2 separate regions of the Homo sapiens genome follow, and region 1 is linked to region 2. A link is an interaction called in ENCODE POLR2A ChIA-PET data of the cell type or tissue named here. Cell type or tissue: CD4-positive, alpha-beta T cell. All regions are shown on one strand. Each heading gives the region's core, and the rest is flanking DNA. Links, peaks and the distances in the headings are about the cores only. Region 1 has its middle 8.7 kb from the start of RNF130. Region 2 overlaps LOC105377763 (a long non-coding RNA gene).

Region 1 (10,701 bases), core at 2,999-6,998, 410 kb before region 2:
TTTCATAAAGTTGCTGCTCAGCATTTACCTCTTGCATATAATCTGTTGAAGAGGAATCTGCAGAAATTATTGAGGATCATTTGGCAAACAGAAGTAAAGAGAACATAGAGCAACTTGCTGCATGAGTCAGGTGGCTTTGTTTGGTGTACAGTATTTCAAAGGATTAGTATTAAACTTGTGATTTTTGTTTTGTTTTTAAGGAATATAAAAAATAAACATTTACTAAAAACATTTATAATTAAAGAAAAAAAAGAGAAAAGGCAAAGGAGGAGAAAATCGAGAAGGTAAGGGCATCTCCTACCCCATGGGTCAGGATGGTACCAGGCAATGCATCTCTACACACAGAGCACCCACCCAGAACCCGCTGCCTTCACACAGTCCCCTCCCTTCGGGAAGTCAGCATAAGCACACCAGCCGGTCTGCGATGTCATCTTATCTGCTGTTGCAGTCAGGGGCTCAGGCTTAAAGCAATCAGCCCTGGCATTTCCTTGTTGACTCTATTCGTCCAGAGTGGTTGGGCAGGTATCAAAATTGGCTGAAGGCCAGGTGTGGTGGCTCTTGCCTGTAATCCCAGCACTTTGGGAGGCCAAGGCAGGAGGATCTCCTGAGCCCAGAATTTGAGAGCAGCCTGGGCAACATAGAGAGTCCCCGTCTCTACCAACGGAAAAAAAATGGCTGAAGATAAGAATTTTTTTTCTGCCATTGAGGGAATGCTTTCTCTCTCCCCATCTAGCAGGAATGAGGAAGTGCCTTGCTCCAGTTGCGGCTGGCATTTATCTTGCAGCTGTGAGAGAAGACGGCCTTGGGGACAAAGACTGTGAAAGGCCACGCAGGCTGTCCAAAACCCTTTCTTCCCCGGATCCCCTTCTCAAGGAAGCCCATGTCAGTGAGGGTTTCTGTTACTTGCAGCCCAAGGCATCCCAATGGCCCCCAATGGGTGTCTCTTGTCCCAGCCTGGGATGCTGCTGGCATGCCCCAGGTGATGCTGGAGAGACTCCTGACTCATCCCAGGGGCAGGGCAAGCCACATCTGTCACAGGGGAACAAGTGTGCCTGTTACTGCCGCTACCCAGATCTATGTGCCTTATACCTATAAGTGCATCCCAATTTTCCTTGGGAAACCCTCCAGACACCAACCAATTCTGGCATCAACTGGGTGTCCTATGGTTCAAGCTGATTCTGACACTTAACTACTCGGAGTTGACTTGACACTCCATAGGGTTTAGTCCCATAATACTGGCCTGTCTTCAGGTGCCAAGTTACCCACACTTTGGTCTGACTTGGCTACAAAGTCAGGGGTTCCCACAACCTGCCCTACTTCAGGTTCTGTAATTTGCTAGAATGACTCACAGGACTCAGGAAGGTACTTACCTTACTCTTGCCATCATAAAGGATACAACTCAGGAACCGCCAAATGGAGGAGATGCACAGGGCGAGGGATGAGGAAAGGGGCCTGGAGCCCGCATACCCTCTCTGGGTGCATCCCCTCCCAGCATATCAGTGTGTTCACCAACCCAGAAGCTCGGAGGCTTCATTACCCGAGCCTTGACCAGTGGAGACTGATTCAGTCTCCAGCTCCCCACCCCTCCCTGGAGATTGGGGGTTGGGGCTGAAAGTCCTGACCCTCTAAATGCATCGTTGGTTCCTCTGGCAACCAGCCCTCATCCTGAAGCTATCTAAAATCATTATCAGAGATTACCACCATTATCAGAGATTCCAAGGGTTTCGGGAGTTATGTGCCAAAAGCAGGGACCAAGACCAACATTTATTTTTTATTGTACCACCCTCTCCATTTTCAGCCCATGGGGCTGGGTCAAGGGGTCCTCCCCCTAGGCCTCTAGGAAGAAACACGTGGTCTGGTCCATTGGAGCATTTTATTGAGCTGGTCCAAGTGGCTGGCTTAATGGGACTCACGACATGAGATAAGCCACTGAGGCTCAGAATACGGAATGGTAAGTCCTTTAAAAAAGAGAAAGCATTTCTGTCCTGCTGTGCCCCGCTGGGATTCTGAGACGGCAGAACGTTCCTCCTGAATGTGCTGGGACACGCCGGGGGTCATCTTGTACCCACACAGGGAGAGCCACCTGAGAACAAATGAAGGCAACCCAGGGGAGAGCAAGGTTGAGACAGGGACAGAGGGAGCCCAACATTGATGATATCTTTTGAGCGTGTAGATTCAGTCATGCCTTAGATCAGACCCATTATATTCTCCTCCTGCTTGAGCTGGGCTTCACATACTTGCAACCACCATGGCACTGATCAGTGCCTGCCACCCTTAGTTTGCGGGGCCATCAGATTGCTTAAGGGCCCTCCCCAACTGCCCTCTTCACTCTTAGCTGAAAATCCCAAGTTCTAGATTTTCAGAGTTGGGGCCCCTCCATCAGGAGGAGCTCCCTTCTCTAGGATAGGCCTAATTTGGGAGTGTTTTAAAATGAGTACATGGGAAATTTCAAGAGGCCAAGACCCCAGAGCCCAGCCTGGGAGTATTTCAGTGCTCCCTCCCCTTTGTCTCTACCTCCGTCAGTTAGGGCTGCATTCAGATGCAAATAACAGCAAATCTTTCACACGAGGGTTTAAACAAAGAAGTGCAGAAGAATGCGCCAGGCTGGCTGAGCCCTGGCTCAGCTCAGGGGCCCAGGCTCCCTTGTCCGTCTCCACTGCCTTTAGTGCATGGCTTCTGTCCTCAGGACCCCATGTGGCAGGAAGAAGGAGAAATACAGCACAACTGACCTCCCAGCCGGTGCATTGCCCAGAACCTCTGCAGGCTGGGACGTGCTGTGGGAGGGGGGCGGGTGGGGAGGATCTTCGATTGTTTGCTAATGTATTCCAAGTACCTAGAACTGCTGCTCCATAAAAATGTGCTGAATGAACGAGTGGGTGGATGAACGGATGGATGCCCATACAGGCAAACTGAATTTTTACTTCCTACAGCCTCTGCTGTGGAGTCAGGCGTGGGAGAAGGGGTGAGCATTGAGTGGCCCCTTAAGGCATCTGTCACTCTGTTCCTCACGCTGACACGTGATCTCTTGACATCCCCATTGGCTGTCACCTTCTACAGGTGGAATCTCTTCTTTTGTTTGTTTGTTGGAGTTGGAGTTTCGCTCTTGTTGCCCAAGCTGGAGTGCAGTAACGCGATCACGGCTCACTGCAACCTCTGCCTCCTGGGTTCAAGTAATTCTCCTGCCTCTAGCCTCCTGAGTAGCTGGGATTACAGGTGCCTGCTACCACACCCAGCTAATTTTTTTGTATTTTTAGTAGAAACGGGATTTCACCATGTTGGCCAGGCTGGTCTCAAACTCCTGACCTCAGGTGAACCACCCGCCTCGGCCTCCCAAAGTGCTGGGATTACAGGCGTGAGCCACCGCGCCCGGCAAGAGATTTCTCTTGTCATCTATGTGAGCCGATCTGGAACTCTCAACCCCCACCAAACTTTTTTAGAATATTCTTGTTGTTGTTTGTATTTTGTTTTCTTTTGAGACAGGGTCTCATCCTGTCACCCAGGCTGGAGTGCAATGGTACAAACACAGCTCACTGTAGCGTCAATAGCCTCAACTTCCTGGGCTTAAGCAATCTTCCTGCCTCAGCCTCCAGAGTAGCTGGGACACCACAACGCCCAGCAAATTATTTTATGATTTTTTGTAGAGATGGGGGTCTCGCTATGCTGTTCAGGCTGGCCTTAAACTCCTGGCCGCAAGTGATCCTCCCGTCTCAGCCTCCCAGAGCACTGGAATTACAGGGGTGAGCCATTGCACCCAGCCCGCCTGAGAACTTGCACCTTTCTGTTGGGATCTGGCAAATGCATCATACTAGCAACAGCTATTCATCCGGAAGAGGGGGTTGCATGGCTCATCCTCTAGGCTTAACCTTGGGCAGGAGTTTGAGGGTCCTGGGATTTTTAAAGTTTCCCTTTGTACTTTCCAGTCCTTGTTCATACATATGGACTTGTTCCACATAATGGCAACCAGAGATTTATTTGTATTCTGCTTTTGCACTCAACAGAACATCGTAAGTGTTCACGTTGCTACAGCCTGTTCGATATATTAATAGCTGCATAACCATCCTCAAATTTGTTGCACCACAATTTGCTTAACAAATAAAGGAGTTTATTTCCAACTTTTTGTCCCTGTAGCTAATGCTACAGTAAATATCCTTATGCACATAGTTTGTTTTCTCTTGTGTTGAATGTTGGCTTAAAAGTGTCCTGGACTCTGGTGTCAGCTCTGGACTGGCAGCTTGCATTGCCCGCCCACCTGAATCCCCAGGCTGCTGGTCATGGAAAAGCTTCTGGGTCTCTCATGTCAGACTCTCGGCTGACCACAAATGATCTGCACATTGTCCCCTACCTGGAAGACATGTCTGAGAGAGAAGATCAAAACCCCACCTCTACTTCTGAAAGAAACCAGCCAGCGTTCACCTGGCAGGAAGTGGGATCAGGGATCTGCATGGGCTTCCCCCTGCAGCAGACGGAGGCTGCCCTTGCCTGCCCGTTGCCCACTAAGCTATTTTGGCCCTGGAAGGGGGCCCATTCCTCCTCCATCAGATACTCTCTTGGCAGAGCTGACAGTCAAGGTGGTTCGAGTTTCTACAGTCAAGGGGCAGGCATCTGATCCAAGGTAGGAAGCTTGTGTTCTTCCTTGAGGAACCCAGCACTGGCTTTGCCCGACAGCAGCACCCTCATAGAACCCTTTGGTTCCAGCCACCCCAACCCGCACGGCTGCATGAGGGCTGTCCTTTCTGAGCCTAGCCCTGCTACCCTCCCTCTGAGAAGTGAAGTCGGCTAGGCTTCTGGGTCGGGTGGGGACTTGGAGAACTTTTGTGTCTAACTAAAGGATTGTAAACAGACCAATCAGCGCTCTGTGTCTAGCTAAAGGTTTGTAAACGCACCAATCAGCACTCTGTCAAAACGGACCAATCAGCACTCTGTAAAATGGACCAATCAGCACTCTGTAAAATGGACCAATCAGCAGGATGGGGGGGCGGGGCAAATAATGGAATAAAAGCTGGCCACCCCCTGCGGCAGCGGCAACCCGCTTGAGTCCTGTTCCACGCTGTGGAAACTTTGTTTTTTTTTCTTTGCAATAAATCTTGCCACTGGCTCACGGTTTGGGTGAGGCACTGCATTTATGAGCTATGACACTCACTGGAAAGGTCTGCAGGTTCACTCCTGAAGTCAGTGAGACCACAAACCCACCGGGAGGAACGAACAATCTTGGACGCGCCGCCTTTAAGAGCTGTAAGACTCACTGCGAAGGTCTGCGGCTTCACTTCTGAAGTCAGGAAGACCACGAACCCACCAGAAGGAAGAAACTCTGGACACATCTTAACATCTGAAGGAACAAACTCTGGACACACCGTCTTTAAGAATTGTAACACTTGCTGTGAGAGTCTGCAGCTTCATTCTTGAAGTCAGGGAGACCAAGAACCCACCAGAAGGAACCAGTTCCGGACGCACTTCCAGCCAGATGAGTGGCTCTGCAGACTTCCAAAGGAGCCGCTTTCTGTGCAAGTTGGACCAAGTCTGTTTCTCCTGTCCATGAGGATAAGGGTCCTGGATATCCTAGGTCGCCTGGTGGAGGGGCCCTCGGGAATCCAACGATCACCACTGCAAGTCAGCCTCAGCACCAGCACTCAGATGCAGGGGTGGCTGGCCTCAGGCTTCCTCAGCCCAGGTGCATGGCCTCTCGCTCAGCTCTTTGTGGCTCAGTCATTCATCACTCTGATCAAACTCATCTTGACAAAGGACAAAGCAATACCTTCGATCCTGCTTTTTAGCAGCCATCCTGGCAGCCTGTGACTGCTCAGCCTCCCAAAGGCAGGACCAGGTCCAGGACCCACCCGAATTCCTGGACAGAGCTCGACTGTCAGCTTGAGGCTTCCTGGGCTGGGCCAAATGCAAAGAAACCCAGGGGTCCTCTGCATCCTGAGCCTGGCGCCAACCTGCAGTAGCAACATGAGTGAGGCCCAGGAGCCTGCCAGGACTGGGTTTACGCCCCAGAGCCGCCACTCACTACTCATCAGCTGGACAAAGAGCTTCTCTGAGTTTCAGTTTCCAGATCTGCAAAATAGGTGTAACAATCCCTGTGTCTGAGCATCTGCAGGGAGATCAAATTCTCGTCTCTGGAACATGACAGCTTCCAAATCTGAGCCATCCTGTCACTTCTCTTGGGTCAATTGGGGTTTCCACGATGTCACCCCATCAGACTGTCACTAACATGGCCTGAGAGCCCTGGGCTCGGGGACTGCCAGCATGGTAGGTTTCCCTCCCCGTACTCCTGCCGTTACTTCCCTGATGAGACCATCCCCCAGAGAAGGGAAAGGAGGGCAGTTTCGTTCATTTAGTGCAGAGCCTGGGAGGTGGGAGGAGCCTGGGCTAGCTTCATTTTTTTGAGGTTCTTGGTATGCTACAGATGAGAAGGTTGCAGTGATTGTGGTATAATTTCAGTGTTCTCACAACAAATTAGAACACAGCATACTTGTGGTGTTGACAGGACAACTGCAGAACTCAGTACATTTCCTGGGGAGTTCTGAGTGGTGCAGTCTTAGGGCAGGATACAAGCTTTGGGTCTCAGGATGGCTGTCCACTTCTGCTGGATCTGGGGTGCACCCTTACAGTCTGAATTTCTAGAAAAAGGCATAATCAAACCCCCTGCAGAACTTTCACGGGATCCCATTCAAATAAAACAGGGTGGAGGGACACGTTGAGATGTTTGGAAATATCTGAATAAGGGTGGGATATGGGGTTATTTTAGGGAATTCATTGTTCATAGGGAATTCACTGTTCATTGTCCCAGCCGTGATAGCATGGAAGAACAGCCCAAAGGGTCATAAGATAGTTCAGGAAAGAGCTTTACAAGTCAAAGTGACAGAGCAGCAGGTCCCCAACACTTTTGACACCAGGGACCAGGTTTAGTGGAAGACAATTTCTCCATGGACTGGAATCAGGCTGGGGGTGGTTTTGAGATGATTCAAGCACATTACATTTATTGTGCACTTTAATTCTATTATTATTAACTTGTAATATATAATGAAATATTATACAACTCACCATAATGTAGATCAGTGGGAGCCCTGAGCTTGTTTTCCTGCAACTAGACAGTCCCATCTGGAGGTGATGGAAGACAGTGACAGATCATCAGGCATTAGATTCTCATAAGGAGCACGGAACCTAGATCCCTCGCACACACAGTTCACGGTACGGCTCACGCTCCTATGAGAATTCAGTGCTGCTGCTGATGTGACAGGAGGTGGAGCTTAGGTGGTAACGTGAGCAATGGGGAGCAGCTGTAAATACAGATGAGGCTTCACTCGCTCACCAGCCTGCTCCGTGAGGTTGGGGACCCGTCAGATACAGCATTTATGACCACATGATAACCACAGCTGAATCCAGGTGGTGGGATACACAGCTGCTTCATTGTACCAATCTCAACTTTTTCATGTATTTGAAATTTTTCATTAGAAGAGAGTAAATTTTTTGGATTGCTACTGCAAATATGTTGTAGATTTTTCTAAATAAAATGCCATTACGTCATGTCCTGGTGGCAGTGGGCACCCGGTGCCTGCGAGTGCCTGCTCTGGGGGGTGCCTGTGGGAGGGTGGTGTTTCAGTCCTCACCCAGGCTGAACCCTTCACAGACCTCACCTCTATAGCAACAAGTCACAGGGAATGGGGTAACTACAGCGGCCACATGTTCCAGGCATCTGTCCTCTGATTTGCATCTGGCAGAGCTAGAGAGGCAGAGGTCATCATCTCCACTTCACAGAGAGAAACTGACCCCAAGGGGACGAGAACTTGCAGAGATCACAGAGCTGATTCGTGGCCAAGTGGGAATTTGAACCAATGGCATTCTGCTAAACCACTGTGAAAAATAAGAAAGAGGGGGAGGGGGAGGGAAGGGAGGCCTGATTTGTAGTGTGTGCCAATTTCCATGGTATAAATACTACTTTACTGCCGTGGCTGGTTTCAGAGTACCAATGTTTAACAACCGGCTTGCAGAATTTCTGAATATTTAATAATTGGCTCCAGCACAGCATCGATTTAAACCCAGGCCTAGGCATCTGTCCCTTGAGCTCCTCTTCCGTTTTCTGTCCTTTGCACACCAGTTGCATAATTTCTCCACATCTGTGTTCTACCTGTTATTTATTAAATAGTTTTCTTTAAGACATCTCACTTTTTGAAAGCAGGTGACATGACTATCATTGAAAGCTAAATCACTTGCTCTGAAGTAGAAGCTTATATTAAAATGAACGTTTATTTTTTTTAAATTAAAAAATGGTATTTGTACTTATTAAAGCTCCTAAGGAGAGTCGCAAAATACCCTTGCCGTGTGCTTGCCCTGGCGACCCACTCTGGGGACCTGGAGCCTGTCTCTTGGCCTTCTGTGAAGCCCATTAGATGGACACGGCTTCTCAATGGATTCTTTTGTTTTGAGATGGAGTCTTGCTCTGTTGCCCAGGCTGGAGTGCAGTGGTGCAATCTCGTCTCACTGCAACCTCTGCCTCCCAGGTTCGAGTGATTCTCCTGCCTCAGCCTCCAGAGTAGCTGGGATTACAGGTGCATGCCACCATACTCAGCTAATTTTTGTATTTTTAGTAGCGACGGGGTTTCACCATGTTGGCCAGGCTGGTCTCGAACTCCTGGCCTCAAGTGATCTGCCCACCTTGGCCTCCCAAAGTGCTGGGATTAACAGGCGTGAGCCACCGTGAATTCTTCACAAGGCAAATTCAGCAAATCTGATGTGAATGTGAAAAAGCTCGGCCAGTATCAGAAGCATCTCTTGTGTGGTTGATGTCTCCATAGAGCCCTTCACCTACAGCATCTGTGAGGACTTTAGGGTCTATAAGGAACACAGCCTCCCTGGACAGCCTGCTCCATGGAGTTGGACTGGGTTTCTGCAGGGCTTTTACCTGCAGCCACAGCTGGGGGTGGGGTTTCATAATTACCAACAGTGGAAGCCGCCAGCATAGATGGAGACTTACAAGGGGCAGGAGCAGGAGGTGGGCGTGGGGAGGGAAGACACAGATAAAAGAGGCTCAGGTGGGGAGGAAGGGGGCAGCTTGAAAATATGGCGCCAGTGCCTACCAACACGAAATACATGCCTGCACATGACACAGCATCCCACTCCGAAGGACACTCTCAGAGATGCAGACACATCCCCACCGAGAGGCATGCAGGCTTCATAACGGCTTGATCCATCACATTCACAAACGAAAATCAATATGAATGCCCATCCACAGGAAAATGGATAAATCAACAGTGGAACACTATACAGCAAATAAAAAGAGCAAACTATACCTACACACACAAAAACACGAAATCTCACAGACATAGGTTAAGAAAAAGAAACGACACCAAAGATTCCATATTGTATGATTCTATTTATATTATATAAAGTTCAACAACAGGCAAACTAATCAATGGTAACAGAAAGCAGGATAGTAGCTGGGTATGGTGGTGCACACCTGTAGTCTCAGCTACTCGGGAGGATGAGGTGGGAGCATTGCTGAGTCCAGGAGTTCAAGCCTGCAGGAAGCCATGATTGCATCACTGCGCTCCCGCCTGGGTGACAGACTAAGACCCTGTCTCTAAAGAAAGAAGAAAAGAAATCAGAATGGTGGGGTGCTCACGACGGAGCAGCTCAGGGAAGCTTTCAGGAGTGCTAGTAATGTTCTCCATCTTCATCTAGATAATGGGTAAAGGGTGTTTCCGCCTCATAAAAGACGTTTTGAGTTGTAAACATAAAATTTTTGCACTTTATGTATGTTATGTTGCAATATAAAAAAGCAATAAATGTATGAAAGAAGTAAAAAAAAAACACAATATAGTGCTGGGTGAAGAGGATCAGAAACAGAATGACATCAATAACCCAATACAGTTTAATAATTAAAAAGCACAGGCACATTAAGCAACAACACACATTTTGCAAGAACACAAACAAAAGAGACGCATGAGGCACACTAAAATGGTTCCCTATGGGTCAAGGAATGGGAGTGAGAAATAGTGATAAAAGGGAGCATGTTAATAATGAAACAAGAGCAGGGCCTTCCTAGGACCAGTGGGGATTATGTGCCATTCAAGAAAGAAAAGGAAGAGGAGGAGAAAGAGGAGTTGGACTTTGGGAAATCTGGGCAACCCCCTGGGGTTTGTAGCACTGTTCAGGGGACCCCCGCTTGGTCTCTGATTGCTGGCATCCCAAACTCTGTGCAGCATGCTTTACACACACCCATTACCCTGTCTGCTGTCCTGGGAGGGCAGACATTGCTCACAGGGGAGACAGATCTCCTCCTGAAGGACTGAAGCTCTTACGGGGCCTGGATGTGGGAGGCTGGCAGCTCGGGCCCCACTGGAGTTCTGGGGAGAAGGGGATTTTGAGCTGGGGCTTACAGGTGACCTAGGATTTATTGTAGGCTGAGAAATGGACACAGAGGCAGGGGAATATGGTGCGTGGTGGAGTCAGGGAAATAACCCCATTAAGGAAAAAGGTTCGTGGGCAGCTCATTCACAGGCCAGCGTGGGCCAGAGCCAGACTGCGGCACACATCCTCCGTGAGACCTGCCATGTCCGATAAAACCACTCGTACTTTTATTTAACCAATACTTTTAATTCACTTTTTTCTTAAATGTTTTAAAAGATAGCATCGTGTAAAGATATACACATGGCCAATAAGCACATGAAAAGATGTTCAGCACCACTAATCATTAGGGAA
Region 2 (10,701 bases), core at 2,528-6,527:
CCACGCCCGGCTAATTTTTTGTTTGTTTGTTTTTGAGACAGTCGCGCTCTGCCGCCCAGGCTGCCGTGCAGGGGCACGATCTCGGCTCACTGCAACCTCCACCTCGCGGGTTCAAACGATTCTTCTGCCTCAGCCTCCCGAGTAGCTGGGACTACAGGCGCTGCCACCACGCCCGGCTAATTTTTATATTTTTAGTAGAGATGGGGTTTCACCATGTTGGCCAGGCTGGTCTCAAACTCCTAATCTCGTGATCTGCCCGCCTCGGCCTCCCAAAGTGCTGGGATTACAGGCGTGAGCCACCGAGCCCGGCCTCAGGCCTCCTTTTCTACCTCCATAGAATGCAGTCTGCCTGGCCCACAGTCTTCTAAAAATTGCATTAGTTGCCAAAGTTTCAGAATTTGGAGATACCACATTAAAAATCCAGATTTCCTGGGGCCAGGCGTGGTGGCTCACGCTTGTAATCCCAGCACTTTGAGAGGTCGAGGCGGGCCTATCACGAGGTCAGGAGTTAAAAGGCCATCCTGACCAACAAGGTGAAACCATGTCTCTACTAAAAATACCAAAAATTGGCCAGATGCGGTGTCGGGTGCCTGTAAGCCTAGCACTTTGGGAGGCTGAGGTGGGCAGATTGCCTGAGCTCAGGAGTTCGAGACCAACCTGGGCAACATGGTGAAACTCCATCCCTACCAAAATACAAAAAAATTAGCCGGGTGTGGTGGCGCATGCCTGTAGTCTCAGCTACTCCTGGAGGCTGAGGTGGGAGAATCACCTGAACCTGGGAGGTGGAGGTTACAGTGAGCCGAGATCACACTACTGCACACCAATCTGGGCGACAGAGTGAGACTCTGTCTCAAAGGAAAAAAAAAAAAAATTAGCTGGGCTTGGTGGCATGCGCCCTACAGTCCGAGTTACTCCTGAGACTGGGACAGGAGAATCGCATGAACCTGGGAGGCAGAGGATGCAGTGAGCCAGCATCACACCACAGCACTCCAGAGCCAGACTCTGTCTCAAAAAAAAAATAAAGAAAATTTTAAAATCCAGCCGGGCACAGTGGCTCACACCTGTAATCCCAGCACTTTGGGAGGCCAAGGCAGGTGGGTCACCTGAGGTCAGGAGTTCGACACCAACCTGGCCGCCAACATGGTGAAACCCTATTTCTACTAAAAATACAAAAATTAGCCAAGCATGATGGCAGACGCCTGTAATCCCAGCTACTTGGGAGGCTGAAGCAGGAAAATCACTTGAACCGGAGAGGTGGAGGTTGCAGTGAGCCAAGATCGCGCCACTGCACTCCAGCCTGGATGACAAAGTGAGACTCTGTCTCAAAACAAAAACAAAAACAAAAAACAGATTAGGTTACCAAGGGATGGGAGGACACAGTTTGTGTGTGTGTGTGTGTGTGTGTGTGTGTGTGTAAACACAAGGGGGCTTCCTTTTGGGCTGATGAGAAATTGGCACTATAGTGGTGATAGTTTTGCAACATTGTAATAAAAGTCACTGAATGGTACACTTCAAAACGGTCAATTTTATATGAGTTTTATCACAATAAAAGAAGTAAAAGGAGGAAGATGCTTTACATAAAAACATTAAGCAAAACTTACATGTAGCATGCCAAAATAGCAAAACTCATAAAGGGATCCAAGAATGCCTAAAGTTTAGGGAATATTGCTTTGGCCAGACTACTTGAAAACAAATACAGTCCTAGGGTGGAGAAAGGTATCTGCCCCACCAAACCTGCAGAAGGCAGGGAGTCCCACAGCCCAGTGCGGGCCCTGTTTAGAAAGGTTCATCTACAGGTCAGATGCGGTGGCTCACGTCTGTAATCCCAGCACTTTGGGAGGCTGAGGTGGGTGGATCACCTGAGGTCAGGAGTTCGAGACCAGCCTGGCCAACATGGCAAAACCCCATCTCTACTAAAAAAAATACAAAAAGTTAGCTGGGTGTGGTAGCAGGCGCCTGTAATCCCAGCTACTTGGGAGGCTGAGGCAGGAGAATTGCTTGAACCTGGGAGGTGGAGGTTGCAGGGAGCTGAGATCGCACCATTGCAGCCTGGGCGACAGAGCGAGACTGTCAAAAATAAAAAATAAATAAAAAAAGAAAGGGGCATCCAAGTGGATCAAGGGCCTGAAATAAAAGGAGCAGGATGATATTTTGAAATATCTAACTTTGTTCTTTCTGCTCTAGAATTTCACACCCTGGTCCTGAGCCCTGCCAAAGGGCAGCCCAACTCATTGCCCCAGGAGATGAAAGCCACAGAGCATAAAGTCGGAACAAAGAAAGCAGGAACAAAGGACCCTGGCTTTCACCTCCTACAGCTCAGAATCCTCTGGGGAATAGAGCTTTGCAAAAATATTTCTGGGTTTGAGGAGGCAGGTCAAAAAGGCTGTGTAGGTTTGTCAAGCAAGAGGAGAGATGAGGGCCAGGTGTGGTGGCTCACACCTGTAATCCCAGCACTTTGGGAGGCCAAGGCAGGCGGATCATCTGAGGTCAGGAGTTCGAGACCTGCCTGGCCAACATGGTGAAACCCCGTCTCTACTAAAAATACAAAAATTAGCCAGGTGTTGTGGCACAAGCCTGTAATCCCAGTTACTCGGGAGGCTGAGGTGGGAGAATTTCTTGAACCTGGGAAGCAGACGTTGCAGTGAGCTGAGATTGTGCCACGCATTGCAGATTGGGCAACAGAGCGAGACTCCGTCTCAAAAAAAAAAAAGGAGAGATGAAGAGAAGCGTAAGTGAGGATCTCACTTGGTCTTCTATCTTGGAAAAAAATCTTTTCTTGCTGGGCACGGTGGTTCATGCCTGTAATCCCAGCAGTTTGGGAGGCTAAGGTGGGAGGATTGCTTGAGCCCAGGAGTGTCAGACCAGCCTGAACAACATGGTGAAACCCCATCTTTCCAAAAAGTAAAAAATTAGCTGGGTGTGGTGGCGCACGCCTGTATTTCCAGCTACTCTGGAGGCTGAGGTGGAAGGATCACAAACCTGGGGAGGTCAAGGCTGCAGTGAGCCGTGATAGTGCCACTGCACTCCAGCCTTGCTGACATAATAATACCCTGTCTCAAAAAAAAAAAAAAAAAAAAAAGCCAGGCGTGGTGGCTCACGCCTGTAATCCCAACACTTTGGGAGGCTGAGGCAGGTGGATCACTTGAGGTCAGGAGTTTGAGACCAGCCTGGCCAACGTGGTGAAACCCCATATCTACTAAAAATACAAAAGTTAGCTGGGCATGGTGGCAGGCGCCTGTAATCCCAGCTACTCAGGAGGCTGAGACAGGAGAATCACTTGAACCTGGGAGGCTGAGGTTGCAGTGAGCCAGGATCATGCCATTGCACTCCAGCCTGGGCAACAACAGCAAAACTCTATCTCAAAAAAATAAAAAAGGCCGGGCACAGTAGCTCATGCTTGTAATCCCAGCACTTTGGGAAGCCAAGGCGGGCAGATCATCTGAGGTCAGGAGTTCAAGACCAGTCTGACCAACATGGTGAAACCTCATCTCTACTAGAAGTAGAAAAATTAGGCATGGTGGTGTGCATCTGTAGTTCCAGCGACTCAGGACTCTGAGGCGGGAGAATTGCTTGAACCCTGGAGGCGGAGGTTGCAGTGAGCCATGATCATGCCATTGTACTCCAGCCTGGGCAACAGAGTGAGACAAAATAGTCTTTTCTTGGTGCCACATTCCCCTTCCAGCTACTGTGTCATTTCTTTGCTTCCCTTTATAACTAAATTCCAAAAAGTTGCTTATATTCACATCCCCAATTCCTCCCTTCCCTGTTTGCTCTTAACCCCCTTCAACTTCTTTTTCTTTTTTAGAGATGGGGTCTGGCTGTGTCACCCAGGCTGGAGCGCAGTGGTGTGATCATGGCTCACTGAGTCTCAAACTCCTGGGCTCAAGTGATTCTCCCACCTCAGCCTCCCAAGTAGCTGGGACTAGAGGCATGTACCACCACGCCTGCCTAATTTTTTGTATTTTTAGTAGAGATGGGGTTTCACCATATTGGCCAGGCTGATCTTGAACTCCTGTCCTCGGGTGATCTGCCTGCCTTGGCCTCCCAAAGTGCTGGGATTACAGGTGTGAATCGCCGTGCCCAGCCTAGTTTTTTGTTTTTTGTAGACCTGGGGGTCTTGGGCCAAGCGTGGTGGCTCACGCCTATAATCCTGGCACTTTGGGAGGCCAAGGCAGGAAGATCGCTTGATGCCAGGAATTTGAGAACAGCCTGGGCAACAAAGTGAATTCTTGTCTCTACAAAAAAAAAAGGCCAGGCACAGTGGCTCACGCCTGTAATCCCAGCATTTTGGGAGGCTGAGGTGGGAGGATCACGAGGTCAGGAGTTCAAGACCAGCCTGAACATGGTGAAACCCCGTCTTCATTAAAAATACAAAAATTAGCTGGGTGTGGTGGCACACGCCTGTAATCCCAGCTACCCAGGAGGCTGAGGCAGGAGAATTGCTTGAACCCTGGAGGCAGAGGTTGCAGTGAGCCGAGATCGCACCACTGCGCTCCAGCCTGGGCGACAGTGAGACTCCATCTCAAAAAAAAAAAAAAAGAAGAAGAAAGGAAAAAAAAGTCCAGGCGTGGTGGATCATGCCTGTAATCCCAACACTTTGGGAGGCCAAGGCGGGCAGATCACTTGAGGTCAGGAGTTTCAGAGCCACCTGGCCAATATGGTAAAACCCCGTCTCTACTGAAAATACAAAAATTAGCCAGGCATCGCCGGGCATGGTGGCTCACACCTGTAATCCCAGCACTTTGGGAGGCTGAGGCAGACAGATCATGAGGTCAGGAGTTCAAGACCAGCCTGAGCAATATGGTGAAACCCCATCTCTACTAAAAATACAAAAATTAGCTGGGTGTGGTGGCACCCGCCTCTAGTCCCAGCTACTCAGGAGGCTGAGGCAGGAGAATCGCCTGAACCTGGGAGGCAGAGGTTGCAGTGAGCCGAGATTGCACGAGATTGCGCCACTGCACTCCAGTCTGGGTGACAGAGCCAGACTCTGTCTCAAAAAAAAAAAAAAAAAAAAAAAAAATTAGCCAGGCATGGTGGTGTGTGCCTGTAGTCCAAGCTACTCGGGAGGCTGAGGCGAGAGAATCGCTTGAACCTGGGAGGCAGAGGTTGCAGTGAGCTGAGATCATGCCACTGCATTCCAGCCTGGGTGACAGAGTGAGACTGCATCTCAAAAAAAAAAAAAAAAAAAAGGCCAGGCATGGTGGCTCACGCCTGTAATCCCAACACTTTGGGAGGCTGAGGTGGGCGGATCACGAGATCAGGAGATGGAGACCATCCTGGCTAACACTGTGAAACCCCGTCTACTAAAAATACAAAAATTAGCCGGGTGTGGTAGCACGCGCCTGTAGAAGCTACTTGGGAGTTTAAGGCAGGAGAATCGCTTGAACCTGGGAGGCGGAGGTTGCAGTGAGCCGAGATCGCACCACTGCACTCCAGCCTAGGCGACAGAGCGAGACTCCGTCTAAAGAAAAAAAAAAAAAAAAAGGAAGAAGAGATGAGGGGGTCTCACTACGTTATGTTGCCCAGGCTGGTCTCGAACTCCTGGGCTCAAGTGATCCTCTCACCTTGGCCTTCTAAAGTAGTGGGATTACAGGCATGAGCCACTGCACCTGGTCTACCTTGAACTTCAGATTTCTCACGTCCCACTGTCCCCCGCCTGCCCTTGTCAAGGATGCTGTGCCCTCCCTGTGGTTAAGGCTTCTGCCTAGTTTTCTATCCTCATCGCAGTGCATCAGCAGCGTCTCGTGAGTTGACCCCTCCTCCTTGAAACCCTGGCTTCACTTGGTTTCTAGGGCACCATGCTCTTCTCATTTCCCTCTGATTTACCTCACAGGTGTGCCCTCCCAGTGTCTTGCCAGTTTCATTCACTCTCATTTCTTTGAGGTATGTGCACAATGTATCCTCCCTTCCCACTTCATGTTTTCTTTTGTTTTTTTTTTTTTTTTTTTGAGACGGAGTCTCGCTCTGTCGCCCAGGCTGGAGTGCAGTGGTGTGATCTCGGCTCACTGCAAGCTCCACCTCCGGGTTCACGCCATTCTCCTGCTTCAGCCTCCTGAGTAGCTAGGACTACAGGCGCCCGCCACCACGTCCAGCTAATTTTTTTTTTGTATTTTTAGTAGAGACGGGTTTCACTGTGTTAGCCAGGATGGTCTCCATCTCCTGATCTCGTGACCCGCCTGCCTCAGCCTCCCGAAGTGTTGGGATTACAGGCGTGAGCCACCACGCCTGGCCCTTTTTTTTTTTTTTTTTTTGAGATGCAGTCTCACTCTGTCACCCAGGCTGGAATGCAGTGGCATGATCTCAGCTCACTGCAACTTCTGCCTCCTGGATTGCAGCAATTCTCCTGCCTCAGCCTCCTGACTAGCTGGGATTACAGGTGTCCGCCACCATGCCCAGCTGATTTTTGTATTTTTGGTAGAGATGGGGTTTCACCATGTTGGCCAGGCTGGTTTTGAACCCCTTATCTCAGGTGATCCACCCACCTCGACCTCCCAGAGTACTGGGATTACAGGTGTGAGCCACCGTGCCTGGCCCCCACTTCTTGTTTCTAGCACCCATTAACACTTGACCTACTACATATTGTATTTATTCTTAGTCTCCTCCAACTAAAACATAAGCTCTATGGGGTTTGTTGTTCTGTTCCCGCCTGTATCTCAGTGTGGAGAAGTGCTCCCCACTTATTTGGCCCTCTCCAAATAGTTGTATTGCTATTTTTATTTTTATTTTTTTATTTATTTTGAGATGGAGTCTCACTTTGTCGCCCAGGCTGGAGTGCAGTGGCACAATTTCAGCTCACTCCAACCTTCGCCTCCCAGGTTCAAGCTATTCTCCTGCCTCAGCCTCCCAAGTATCTGGGACTGCAGGCACACACTACCATGCTGGACTAATTTTTGTATTTTTAGTAGAGACGGGGTTTCACCATATTGGTCAGGCTGGTCTCGAACTCCTGACCTCATAATCCACCCGTCTCAGCCTCCCAAAGTGCTGGGATTACCGGCGTGAGCCACCGCGCCCAGCCTATTTTTTCTTTGAGACGTAGTCTCACTCTGTTGCCCAAGCTGGAGTGCAGTGGCGCAATCTCGGCTTACTGCAACCTCTGCCTCCCGAGTTCAAGTGATTCTCCTACCTCAGCCTCCCAAGTAGCTAGGATTACAGGTCTGCACGACCACGATTGGCTAATTTTTGTGTTTTTAGCAGAGGTGGGGTTTTGCCATGTTGACCGGGCTGGTCTCAAACTCCTGACCTCAACTGATCCGCCCACCTTGGCCACCAAAGTGCTGGGATTACAGGCGTGAGGCACGATGCTTGGACCTCTCCAAGTACTTCTAGAATGAACAAAGCTCCACAAGAGATAGGCACCTGAATCCAGAGGAGCAGATACTGCTTAGCCATTGTCACAGATTTCTGCACCCTTAGGAGGCAGGAGAGGTGTCCAGGATGCTGTTGGGACTTCTGGTTATATCTGGTCAGCCCTGCTCTGACTGAAGCTGCAGCTGTGGCTCATGGTTCTGTACCCTGGGTCACTCTTCCCAATCTCTCTCCCCATGTTGACCAGGCTGGTCTCAAACTCCTGGCCTCAACTGATTCACCCACCTTGGCCCCCAGAGTGCTGGGATTATAGGCATGGAATTACATGGATTACAGTTTCCTGGAATGTCCCAAGTTAACTATGCCGAAGTTCCAGGATCAAGCTCTGTTTTTGTGAGGATTCAAGCTAAGGCAATGAGTAATAGAGGTAGCACTAGAAGACAGACCTAGCGATAGGAATCTAAAAGTAGATCACTTACCATTCGGAAGGCAACAAAGACACACACACACACACACACACAGTTGGTGATAACCTTGTGTCCTGAAGCATGAGACTCTTACCTGTGGTAGATAAGGAGATAGAAGTTGAAGAGAAAGCTTGGCTTATGCAGTAGCTTTGTCACTTGAAAGATGTGGAAGCAGCTGCTGTTGCAAGGATTATGGAGGTGGCTAGCTTTTCTAAATCACCTTAGCAGCTTTGAAGCAAGAGAATGAAAGATGCAGTTCAGCCTGCTATCTACTCAGAGTATGCTGTGAAAGGCAGGAACTCTCCCAAGACAACATGTAAAGAAAACCTTGCTTCCGTGGCCAGGAGGCAGAGCATGCTGAAAATGAGAACCAATATTTCATCACAAGAGCAGCAGAGCTGCAAAAGACACTTGTGCATCCTCAGCAGGTCTCCTGTACTAAAGTGGGGGCTTCTATTATTTTTATTTTTGTAGAGACGGGGATCTTGCTATGTTCCTCAGGCTGGTTTCGAACTCCTGGCCTCAACTGATCCACCTGCCATGGCCTCACAAACTTCTGGGATTACAGACATGAGCCACAGTAACCGGCCCATTGGGTGCTTTTAAAGGAATAAATGGGACTCTAGGCCTGACGTGGGATGTTTGGGTGGATGTACCAAAGAACCTTGAGCCCCCAGAGTCCCCTGAAGCATCCTGGCCAGCAGAAACTGCCTTCTTCCCATTGACAGAGGAGGACAGCTTCATCTAGCCTGGAGACAGTGCAGAGATCTCCCCGTTACAGGTGAGTACCCTGTAAGATAACACTAATCCTCCTCAAGATCCACCTCCTCTCATTGCCTCCAGACCAACAAGCAGGATCACATCTCAGCATAGCCCAAGCAGTGAAATATTTCCTACCCTAGGAGGAAATCACTCAGTCACCCAAAAAGTTGCAGGACCTGGGAGAACACTTGCGGGAGCGATCATGAGGGTACCAGATCCAGGTGGGGTACCAGATCCAGGCGGGGAGGGGGCAATAGAAGACCGGTGGGGCATTGATTGACAAGGGTGCATGCCCCAAGACTCAGGATTTAAAGTCCTGTCAAAGGACAGCTGGAGCTTGTCTTCACGCCAGACGGCTCCCGGAAGCTTGGACACCATAGTGGCCTACCATTAATGAGGTAGAGATGAAGGCTCAGGGAAGTGGGAATGTTAGAACGGATTTATTACATGAGACCAGAAGGTGTTTCATGGAGCTGCCCAGAGGAGGCGCTCTTCACTAAGGCAATGCAGAATGTGGACGTGAGGGGGCACTGGTGTCATAGAAAGCTGGTGGTGGCTGTGCTCTGTGGCTAGGAGATGCTGCCATGGAACTTGGCTCCTTAGTGTCTTGGGGATGACACGATTCTGGAATGGCATTTAACCATTCTGGATGGCAACATTTAACCCTCAGAAGCCAAGAGGGCTCTTATACTGTGTAGCAAGATTGGAATGGCAACTGTGGGAGGGGGAGTGCTTCTCAGGGATCTATGGCAATGATGATAATAGGTCATTGATGGGCAGCCAACCAAAGAAAGGGAGGCAGACAGTGACTGACAGAAAAGGTTGGGAACAAGGATGAGGGTCATGCTGCAGAGATCTGACAGTCTTCCGCTGACAGTGCCATACCCCTGTGGGAAAGACAGGAAAACCTCCAAATTAACTGAAATTCAGTTTCTACCACTACATTAGAGTGGCAGGTTTGACCTACAGATTGAATTACAGAAAGATATTTTAGGCCAGGTGCAGTGGCTCACGCCTGTAATCCCAGCCCTTTGGGAGGTTAAGGCAGGAAGATCGCTTGAAGCAAGAAGTTCAAGACCAGCCTGGGCAATATAATGAGACTCCCATCTCTACAAAAAGAAAATCAAAGAAAAAGAAATTTTGTTTTGTTTTTGAGAGAGTCTCGCTCTGTCACCCAGGCTGAAGTGCAGTGCTGTGATCTCAGCTCACTGCAACCTCCGCCTCCCAGATTCAAGTGATTCTCCTGCCTCAGCCTCCCAAGTAGCTGAGATTACAGGCACCCGCCACCACGCCTGGCTAATTTTTTGTATTTTTAGTAGAGACGGCATTTCACTGTGTTGGCCAGGATGGTCTCGATCTCCTGATCTCATGATCCACCTGCCTCGGCCTCCCAAAGTGCTGGGATCACAGATGTGAGCCACTGCGCCCAGCCAAAAGAAAAACATTTTAAAACCGTTTGAGAATGTGGAGTGAGCTATACCAGCCACAGGGACGAAGGAGGAGGCCAAGCAGTAAGAGATGCTAAGGAATGGCCTGTGGGGAAGTAAATGTGACGTATGCATCGGAAGCAGACTCAGCAAGCAGCAGTGACGAGACCAGGACCTCAACCTGCAGCTAGGCACTCTGAAGCCCCTAACACAGGTGACAGGTGGCGTCTGGGACTGTAACAAGTACCAGTAAAAATTGTCAGTGGCGGCCAGGAGCGGCAGCTCATGCCTGTAATCCCAGCACTTTGGGAGACGGAGGCGGGTGGATCACTTGAGGTCAGGAGTTCAAGACTAGCCTGGGCAACTTGGTGAAGCCCCATCTCTACTAAAAATACAAAAACTAGCTGGGCGAGGTGGCGCACACCTGTAGCCCCAGCAACTCGGGAGGCTGAGGCAGGAGAATCGCTTGAACCCGGGAGGCAGAGGTTGTAGTAAGACGAGATTACACCACTGCACCCCAGTCTGGGCAACAGAATGAGACTCGGTCTCAAAAAAAAAAAAATTGTCAGTGGCGATTGTGCAGGGATGGTTGTCCAAAATAGAATATTAGCCAGAAAAGCACAAGAAGCACAAATCTTTAGAGGAAAAACTGACCCTGCAAAGCCCAGAAGTCCTTGAGGCCGGGCGCAGTGGCTCATGTCTGTAATCCCAGCACTTTGGTAGGCTGAGGCGGGCAG

Evidence for each region. ChIA-PET counts read pairs that join two places held together with the same protein. Peaks named below come from ENCODE experiments on the same cell type or tissue, not always from the same donor. Only the 100,000 strongest peaks of a DNase experiment are listed, where the experiment ranks them.
Region 1: POLR2A ChIA-PET joins it to region 2 with 5 read pairs; 2 of 35 experiments call an interaction of 5 or more read pairs at or near these places.

The regions. Positions count from the first base shown.
Region 1 is chr5:180,075,141-180,085,841 of GRCh38, reverse strand. It overlaps the pseudogene LOC646058. Among named protein-coding and RNA genes, the nearest start is that of RNF130, 8.7 kb to the right of the region's middle. In CD4-positive, alpha-beta T cell, for the core only: no CTCF peak of the experiment used is centred there; a DNase peak (open chromatin) is centred at 4,991; H3K4me3 peaks cover 440 bases; H3K27me3 peaks cover 2,574 bases.
Region 2 is chr5:179,666,940-179,677,640 of GRCh38, reverse strand. LOC105377763 (a long non-coding RNA gene) reads right to left here. Exons shown (of 3, transcript NR_134260.1): 3 at 3,346-3,626. Among named protein-coding and RNA genes, the nearest start is that of CBY3, 8.7 kb to the left of the region's middle. In CD4-positive, alpha-beta T cell, for the core only: no CTCF peak of the experiment used is centred there; no DNase peak of the experiment used is centred there.